2 separate regions of the Homo sapiens genome follow, and region 2 is linked to region 1. Evidence: chromatin loops called from intact Hi-C (ENCODE). Cell type or tissue: dorsolateral prefrontal cortex. All regions are shown on one strand. Region 1 overlaps GABRG3 (gamma-aminobutyric acid type A receptor subunit gamma3). Region 2 overlaps GABRG3 (gamma-aminobutyric acid type A receptor subunit gamma3).

Evidence for each region. Hi-C counts contacts between places; a loop is a spot of excess contacts. Peaks named below come from ENCODE experiments on the same cell type or tissue, not always from the same donor. Only the 100,000 strongest peaks of a DNase experiment are listed, where the experiment ranks them.
Region 2: a loop joins it to region 1, with 4 times the contacts of the local background. A loop is called at or near these places in 2 of 110 quality-filtered maps.

What each region holds. Positions count from the first base shown.
Region 1 is chr15:27,372,910-27,377,909 of GRCh38, reverse strand. All of the region lies in intron 5 of GABRG3 (gamma-aminobutyric acid type A receptor subunit gamma3), which reads right to left. Among named protein-coding and RNA genes, the nearest start is that of GABRG3-AS1, 210 kb to the right of the region's middle. In dorsolateral prefrontal cortex, no CTCF peak of the experiment used is centred here; no DNase peak of the experiment used is centred here.
Region 2 is chr15:27,436,034-27,441,033 of GRCh38, reverse strand. All of the region lies in intron 5 of GABRG3 (gamma-aminobutyric acid type A receptor subunit gamma3), which reads right to left. Among named protein-coding and RNA genes, the nearest start is that of GABRG3-AS1, 280 kb to the right of the region's middle. In dorsolateral prefrontal cortex, no CTCF peak of the experiment used is centred here; a DNase peak (open chromatin) is centred at 2,443; H3K27ac peaks cover 1,091 bases.

The DNA.
Region 1 (5,000 bases):
CAAAGGAGTTCAGAACTGGGTAAAGGTCAACTAAAATTTGGCTGAATAAGACACGAAAAACCAGGAACAGGCATTATTCTAAAGACTCCATATATACAAGCTTTACAAAGTGTTATATTCACCAAAGGCACCTTTACAGATACATCCATGTAGATGGTGCTGCTCCCTTTGGCATTCATGGCCTGGTATGATTTGGCTGTGTCTGTACCCAAATCTCATCTTGAATTCCAATGTGTTGTAGGAGGGACCCAGTGGGAGGTAGTTGAATCATGGGGGCAGGTGTTTCCTGTGCTGTTCTTGTGATAGTGAATAAGTCTCACAAGATCTGATGGTTTTAAAAACAGGAGTCTCCCCGCACAAGCACTCTTCTCTTGTCTGCCACCACAAGAGACATGCCTTTTACCGTCTGCCAGGATTGTGAGGCCTCCCCAGCCATGTGGAACTGTGAGTCCTTAAACCTCTTTTTCTTTCCAGTCTTGGGTATGTCTTTATCAGCAGCATGAAAACTGACTAAACAGTAAATTGGTACCAGCAGAGTGAGGCAATGCTGAAAAGATACCCGAAAACGTGGAAGTGACTTTGGAAATTGGTGACAGGCAGAGGTTGTAACAGTTTGGAGGGCTCAGAAGAAGACAGGAAAATGTGAAAAAGTTTGGAACTTCCTGGAAACTTGTTGAATAGCTTTGACAAAAATGCTTATAGTGATATGAACAATAAGGTCCAGGCTGAGGTGGTTTCAGATGGAGATGAGAAACTTGTTGGGAATTGGAGCAAACATAACTCCTGTTATGTTTTAGCAAAGAGACTAGCAGCATTTTGCCCCTGCCCTAGAGATCTGTGGAACTTTGAACTTGAGAGAGATTATTTAGGGTATCTGGTGGAGAAATTTCTAAGCAGCAAAGCATTCAAGAGGTGAGTTGGGTGTTGTCAAAGGCATTCAGTTTTAAAAGGGAAACAGAGCATAAAAGTTTGGAAAATTTGCAGCCTGACAATGCAATAGAAAAGAAAATCCCATTTTCTGAGGAGAAATTCAACCCAGTGGCAGAAATTTGCATAAGTAATGAGGAGTCGAATGTTAATCCCAAAGACAATGGGGAAAATGTCTCCAGGGCATGTCAGAGACCTTTGAAACAGCCCCTCCCATGATAGGCTTGGAGGTGTAGGAGGAAAAAGTGTTTTCATGGGCTGTGCTCAAGGTCCCTGTGGTGTTCAGCCTAGGGACTTGGTGCCCTGCATCCCAGCTGCTCCAGCCATGGCTGAAAGGGGCCAACATAAAGTTCGGGCCATGGCTTCAGAGGGTGCAAGCCTCAATCCTTGGCAGCTTCCACGTGGTGTTGAGCCTGTGAGGGCACAGAAGTAAAGAACTGAGGTTTAGGAACCTCTGCCTAGATTTTAGAAGAGCTATGGAAACACCTGGATGCCCACGCAGAAGTTTGCTGTAGGGGTGGGGCCCTCATGGAGAACTTCTACTAGTGTAGTGCAGAAGGAAAATGTGGGGTTGGTCCCTACTGGGGCACTGCCTAGTGGAGCTGTGAGAAGAGGGCCATGGTCCTCCAAACCCCAGGATGGGAGATCCACTGATGGTTTGCATCGTGCACCAGGAAAAGCCACAGACACTCAATGCCAGCCTGTGAAGGCAACTGGAAGGGAGGCTGTATCCTGCAAAGCCACAAGGGCAGAACCACCCAAGCCATGGGAGTCTACCTCTTGCATGAGTGTGACCTGGATGTGAGACATGGAGTCAAAGGAGATTATTTTGGAGCTTTAAGGTTTGACTGCCCCACTGGGTTTTGGGCTGTCCCACTTGAATAGGGTCTGTAGCCCCTTTGTTTTGGCCAATTTCTACCATTTGGAATGGCTGTATTTACCCAATGCCTGTACCCCTATTGTATCTAGGAAGTAACTAACTTGCTTTTCATTTTACAGGCTCATAGGCAGAAGGAACTTGCCTTGTCTTGGATGAGACTTTGAACTGTGGACTTTTGAGTTAATGCTGAAATGAGTTGAGACTTTCAGGGACTGTTGGGAAGGCATGATTGATTTTGAAATGTGAAGATATGAGATTTCGGAGGGGCTAGGGGTGGAATGATATGGTTTGGCTGTGTCCCCACCCAAATCTCATTCTGAATTCCCACATGTTGTGGGAGGGACCCAGCAGGAAGTAATTGAATCATGGGGGCAGATCTTTCCCATGCTGTTCTCATGAATAAGTCTCACATGACCTGATGGTTTTAAAAATGGGAGTCTCCCTGCACAAGCTGTCTTCTCTTGTCTGCTCCTATGCAAGATGTGCCTTTCACCTTCCACCACAATCGTGAAGCCTCCCCAGCCATGTGGAACTGTGAGTCCAATTAAATCTCTTTTTCTTCCCAGTCTCAAGCATGTCTTTATCAGCAGCATAAAAATGGACTAATACATGGCCCCAGGCCTTATGCCCTCGGCTGTCCCTGCAACTCTCCGTCTGATGCTTTGCTGGGACTTATCAACCAATAGCCCAAAGTATGGCACTTTGACATATTGAACTGAAGAAGATACCTCAAGCTCTCTCTGACCTTCCCCTGCTCTCCTGTCTCTCAATCCTCTGTTTCTCCCAAACACAGGATGAAGTTGTTCTCTGAAGTTCCCTTGTCTGCCTAAAGGCCAGGCCCCACAGAGAAGAAAAACAATCAATCATTTCTTGTCCCTTCCCAGCATTTACATGAACTGAACTAATATCTCATGAAGGGAGACTGAAGTCTGTCAACACACCTACATACTTTTGTTACAAATCATTGTCTACTCTGCAGGCCCAACAGATTTTGTCCCAAGCCACTGTTTGTTCTTCAGGCCCATTGAATTCCCCTAAAAATCATTTACTACCCACCCCCCCAAAATTATCCACCTTTCTCCATGTCCCTTTCCCCTAAGAAGAGGGGTATATGACCATCTGTACCCCATTGTGTTGGGGGTCATCAGTCTGTGATTGTCCCCAGGGCACATTAATAAATTTGCATGCCATTTTTTCCTATTCATCTGCCTTTTGTCAGTTGATGTTCATCAAGCCTTCCAAGAGCAATGGGGAAGTTTTCCCTTCTCTCCTACAGTTTCCGCCCACTGGAAGTGTCAGGACCTCAGCCAATAATGAACTGAGTTGGAGGACAAACCCTCAGCATCCTCGTCCTCCATCAGGATAACTCTGAGGTGTGGTCCACAACATGGTAACCTGCTCCACACACACCTTGGCGTGGCTGTTTCATTTCCTTATTGTCTACCTTTGCTTCCTTGGTCACCTCCCAGATACACTAGTCAGACTCGGTGCTTGCTACAGGTTCTGCTCTGCACAAACCCACACTTAAACAATAGAAATGCATAGACAATATACAACCAGGGTGTATGGATAAAATGTTAGTTTATGTGTAACAAGAACAAACTTGAAAACAGGCAAATAAAATATTAGATAGATTCCTAAATTTCAAATTGGAAATATATCAATAGAAAATTCACTGGTGCCGTGGTGCATGCCTATAATCCCAGCACTTTAGAAGGCTGAGGCAGGAGGATTGCTTGAGTCCAGGAGTTCGAGACTAGCCTGGGCAACACTGTGAAACAGTTGCTACAAAAAATACAAAAATTAGCCAGGCATGGTGGTGCAAACCTGTAGTCTCAGCTACTCAGGAGGCTGTTGTGGGGGGATCACCTGAGCCTGAGGAGGTCAAGGCTGCAATGAGCCATGTTCTTGCCACTGCACACCAGTCTGGGTGACACACTGAAAAAAAAAAAAAAAAAAAAAAAGAAGAAAAGAAAAGGAAAGAAAATTCTAGGATACATCAGATTGAACTCCTTTTGACAAAGATAATTAGAATTGCATTTATAAAATCATAAGAATTCTTAAAAAACTAAAGAACTTTGGAATCTCCTCTGAGATGAGAAAATAAATAACAAAATAATGAAACATGAAGATATTAGATGGTATTAGAAAGCAGATATTAGATGGTAGCAGATTAATATTACATGGAGATTGTGGCCAACACGTAATAGTGTTTCAGAGAAAAAAAACAAAAAACATCAGCTGACCTGATCAGGAGAACTGATGAGGATTCTCCTTTATTGGTGTTTTCATGATAATTTGAATGTTTATAGATAAAATTATCCATGTTTTAATCATAAATCATCCGGAGAGAAAACTTACTTTCTTGTAATATGAGGGTTAACAAAAACAAACAGCAAAGTAAGCGCCAGAAGTTGCTAAAGGTCAGATTTTCAAAGTAATTTTTTTTTAGTAATTGAATTACCATTAATATAATTAAGTGCTAGTAATATTGATTCAGGGCTTTTTAGAATTGGAAAAGCCCTTTTAATAGACATTGTTAAAACTATTAATTCAACATCCCAAATATAGTGAAGTTACTTGCTAACTTGTAAATTTTTGCCTAGCAGAGATCCAAATAATTTCTGTCTGGCAGAAAAGATAGCCTGGAAGATTGTGGTTTATTTCCCTGTAGGGATTTACTAGGTTTGTATCTAATACAGCAATCTTTTCCCTTAACATATCTTTATTCAATTTTCTACAAATGCCTAGTTCCTTAAATGCTCCTTTAACTGGTATTGTCATTTTACTGAGTTCCTTATTTATTAATGAGTTGATAAAAACACTTGACAGTATTTATTTTATATTCATAAGAATCATCTTAAGTTTTTGAAAATTATAATTTAGAAGCATATAATTCAAGTTCGTTATTTCCTAGGTAGAAATACACTCAGAAAGATTAGGCACCTTTTCCTGATTAAGAGTTGGAGCCCAAGCATCCTAAATCCCAGGCTAGGGTCTCTCTAGTACACGTCACCCTTCTCACTGCATTTTAGTGGCATTTGCGTGCTGTCTCTTTTACAATACTGTAAAGTAGGCAAGGGAAGTCATGAGCATTTTGTAGGTGAAGAAAACTGAACCAGCTGAGAAAATAGCTTGCTGGAGGCCACAGCTGAAGTCATTGCCAAGCAATGTAGCTGAGAAGAAGAAAGCT
Region 2 (5,000 bases), 63 kb before region 1:
TGGGATGGCATATTTTGAACTGAAACAGACTGTGGAGATCCCTCGCTGTGATGAGTAGCAACTTTAAAGTTGAGGTCCTTTACACCAAGGCAGGATTATCTCTAATCTCATGCCCTCTGTGCTAAAATCTATGGTTTACCCCATGGGTATACTATTTACATCATCACTTAACTTCCATTGTAGGACAGCTTTCAGTAATGGAATAATTAATCGAATAATTATGATCTAGTCTTAACTATGTTCCATTGATATTGCCTTTAAGGAGTAACTCTAATTCCATCCTTGCCTTGGACAAAATAATGAATCTCTCATCTCAGCTACTGTAACTGTAAAATAGAGAAGGAATATTACAAATGCAGACCTCATCGGTGTGATACAAGGATTAGGTGATAATGAATATTTAGTATGGTTGATCGTGCCTGGCCCAGGAAAGGCCCTGCCTCAATATTAGCTGTTATAGGAACAAAGATTCACACAGGCCTATGAATGTTTAGCCAAGAGAAGTGCCACCAACAGATGGACTTTGATATTCCGGATGGCATCAGGTACATTCCAATGCCCATGAGAAAGCTAATGATGAGTACTACTGAAAAGGAATTTGGGAGCCAGAAGGCGCAAATGGTTCACCAATATGCCTAGCTTGGTGGAGAAAAAAGGTTCACTGATGAAGACCTCAAATATATACACATGAATCGCAGGGGTCACAAAAATGTTGTCTAGGCAGGTAGAGCTTTTTAGCATGAAGGATCACAATGGCTCAGGAATATCCTCCGCAGCTGGTTTGTTCCCATGTACAACGCGGAAAGATCTTTCATGGTTATTCTATGAGTTAAGACGGTGCATTGCCCTGTCAGGGAAAGCCCAGAGGAATTTTTGAGAGTGTTGGGGATGGGGGAAAGGGTGGCAGGGCCGGTGCCTGTAAAGATCAGCACCTCGAAGCACTGTGTGTGCAGATGCCCAGGATGGGTGGGAATCTGGAGAGAAGTGGGACGGGCAGAGGGAGACACTTCAGTCACAAAGTGCACCATTCAGGGATGTGCACATAGGCCACAGACAGGCATAATTCATACATGACAGAGGTCTAACACATGCAGTGAGGGATGCAGAGGCATGGGAACGCAATAAGGTCTCTGGTGCCAGATCACACATGTTATGCCCTGCGGGTTATACTGGTGCCGTCTACCCCTAAATGACGAGATTTATCACCTGGACTAATAACCCAGTGATCTGTCTGGAAATAGAGTTGGGAGATCCCAAATTCCAGTTGCAATCTCAGAGAGAAAAAAATAGAACGTGCCTGCAGCTATGATGGCTAGAACTGTGTTGTGTGCTGTGTACACTGTCTTGAGCAAGACCACGTGGAAACAGCACAGCTAGCAGAGGGTCCAGAGACTGCAAAGGCCTAGGGCAAGAGACTACCACTGTCCAGCCAGCCCTGGGAGGATCATGGACCACAATACATACATGGACCCCCGTGGGAATCACTATTTTTGATGTCAGTTCATAAACACCTGAGAAATGGTGTAGGGAATGATTCTGAGGTAGTGTTTGTCTGTAGGGGGACAGATGATCAACATCAATCTGCAGTAAGATGACTTGTGTTTTGGTTTCTCATTTCAAACAGTGTATTATCTACTGGAAATGAGAGTTACATGCTTTAGCCCAATGTAATCATATAATCAAGTGTTTTCAATAAGACTTTTCGCTTCCACCATCCACCCATCTCTCCTTTGTCCAACTCTACTTTTTAACCAGAAAATGCAGTTTTCCTCTCATGCTGTTGAGAAGAAAGTCGCACCCCAGGGACCTGACTTGGGGGAGTATTGTGATTACCATGATTCATCTCCCGTTTGGAGGAGTTCCTGTTAGCATCAAGATCAACCACAGGAAATGGAGGCTGCTGGTTCTGACCTTGGAGGAGGCCCTTGCATTAGAAGTAGAGAGGAGGAGGAGAAAGTTAACAGCAAAAACAAGGTGGCTTTTCCTGTTGGCCTCTTTCCCCAGGTATTCAGCTCTCCCCAGGCTTTCTCCACCGAATGCTGTGTGCACTCTGAACATGCTCCCAGCACTTAGTCTGAAATTCCAGCACTGGGCTGGGAAGTGCTTCCCGGAGCAGAGCAGAGTCAGAGCCACCAGGGAGACAACAGACACCTGGCTCCTCCAGGTGAGGCTGAGAAAGCTCCATGGTGCCCTGGGCCAAGCACCCTGGCTGGGTGTCACGGTCCACTTGTTATAGAAAATCATAATGTACTCATGATGATTTTTGAGATTCAACAGTGGCTGTTTTGAAGAAAAACGTAGCTCTTGGCATTCTCTTGGTGATTCATCTTCTGGAAGTGTGCATCAGGCGGTAAAAGAGATCTCCAAGGCAGAAGGACACCCGGAGGAGCAGGAGGCGGGCTCCCTGCAGTCTCCTGTTCTGAAGGTGATGCTGGCATGCAGAGAGACGTGTTTGCACAAATGTGGGCTCTGAGCAGACGGCAGCCCTCCCCTGCCTCAAGCAGAGATGTGGGGTGACTGTTCCAGAGCTGGAAGCATTTCGTAGTTTTCCCAAGTTCACTCCGACTTCGTAGGCAATGCCAGCCTATGTATTACCATTAGAAAGTTAGCACAGGACTTCAAGGTATTTATTTTACTTTGACTTTTAAGTATTATTTACTTTTTATGAAATTCTTCATAAAAATGTAAAATGCACATAAAATTGTTAGCAAGCAGCTTTAAATTTAGCTAAGCTATTAAGAAAATTCTAAACAGGTCTCTGGTGAATGATAAATTTATTAGAAGTAAAAAATTCCAGTGCCAGTTAAATAATCCCACGCTATTTTCAGGAGAGTGGAACCTGGCTGGCTTCTGACTTAGCGTACAGAAATCCTGTTCATGCAGGAAGACTGTCTCCTTCAGCAGCCCATCTTGGATCCCTGGAGCTTCTGATATCTTTTGGATATTTGTCCCCTCCAAATCTCATGTTGAAATCTGATCCCCAATGTTGGGGCCTGCTGGAAGGCGTTTGGGTTGTGGGATGGATCCCTCATGAATGTCTCAGTGCCCTCCTGTCAGTGATGAGCGAGTTCTGGCTATACTTGTTTTGGAGAGAGCTGGTTGTTTAAAGAGCCTGGAACCTCCTCCTCTCTCTTGCTTCTTTTCTCACCATGGGATCTCTGCACACATGGACCCCTCTTACCTTCTGCTATAAGTGGAAGCTCCCTGAGGCCCTCAGCAGAGGCAGATGCTGGTGCCATGCTTCCTGTACAGCCTGCATAACCATGAGCCAAATAAACCTTCTTAAAAAATAAATCACCCAGCCTTAGGTATTCTCTTACAGCAACACGAATGGATGAAAACACCTACATAGGCCCAGATCCTGTGTTTACTTCTGCATCTTCTCCAGACTGGCAGCTTCGCTGAGTAGCAGTGACCATGTCCAGTTTTCTCCAATGCATGTCTAGTTTTTGTTGTGGGCCAGGACATAATGGGTGCTCTATACGTATATGCAGAACAAAAGAATGACTGGAAAAAAAATGCTTCTACTGGAAGTGAGCAGGGACAAGGAGTAGAGGGAATCTGAAAGTAGAAAAAGATCTGTGGAAGAAAAAGCCATTTTCCTCTGTTCTAAGTGAAATGGAATTCCAACCAATCTATTTTCCAGATAATAAAGAAATTTGTTTGTACCAAAAATACCAACATAAAATAAAATTTAATTTTACTCCATTTGTTAATTAGAGACATGTTTAGGGGTTCTGTGTTCAGCAACTCTAAAACATATAAACTTGTTTGCCAAATAAATTGAATCATGTGAGCAGAGAGCAGGTTCATTCTAAAGTTTGAGTTTTGATTTTTTTTTTCAATTTCTCTAAGCAGCTACAATTTTAACAGGTTAGCATGTGTGTGTCTGTGACGAATTTAAAAGATGCTTGGTGATAACCAACATTATCCAAGCTAAGCCATTAGAACATGGAAACAAACAAATATCACTGCTGATGTCCTCATGAGAATGTGGGCGCTCTCTCTCTCTCTCTCTCTCTCTCTCTCTCTCTCTCTATTTTTCGGAGAAGGAGTCTCACCCAGGCTGGAGTGCAGTGGCATTATCATAGCTCACTGCAGCATTGAACTCCTGGACTCAAGCAATCCTCCCACCTTAGCCTTCTGTGTAGCTGGGACCACAGGTGTACGCCACCAAGCCCGGCTTGCCCCTGGTTTTTTTCTCCCAACCCTCTGAATGTTCTCTGTTCTTTTCTTGCCATCCCTTGCACTGCTCTTTTTGGCCAGTTCATGCTGGGAAGCCCAGCCATGGTCTTGGTTGCTCTGATCTGCACTAGGAGCCACATTCAGTCCCATGGCTTTAATTCCTAAGGATGTGTGGACAATTGTCACATTATTTTTCCTTCAGACTCTTCCAGCCCTCCAGGTTAATCTACCAGTGAGTAACTCAGCATCTCCACTTGTATGTTTAACAAGAGTAATCATGTTACCATGTTACTATGTCCAACATGTTTGACATTGCCCCACAAACCTATCTACCATCTCAGTAAATGGTAACTGTACATGTCCGGTGTTGAAGCCAAAAGTGAATGTGCAGTACTTTTTATTCATCTCCTCTGTAACACCCATCTCTCATTTGCCATGGACTGAATGTTTGCATCCCTCCAAAATTCATGTGCTCAAATCCGAATTCCCAGTGGTATTTGGAGGTGTTACCTTTGGGAGGTGACAAAGTCATGAGGATGCAGCCCCTTCCCCCCACAAGTGGGATTAGTGCCCTTATTATAAGAAGAGACAGAAAGAGCTTGTTTCCTTTCTCTGAAGACAGCCATTAGCAAACCAGGAAGTGGGCCCTCACCAGACGTCTAATCTGCTAGTGCCTTGATCTTGAACTTCCCAGCCTCCAGAATTGTGAGAAATGAATATTTGTTGTTTAAGCCCCCCAGTCTTTGGTATTCTACTGTAGCAGCCTGACCTGACGAAGACACTCATCAGCAATTGCCATCAGGACTAATCCCCAT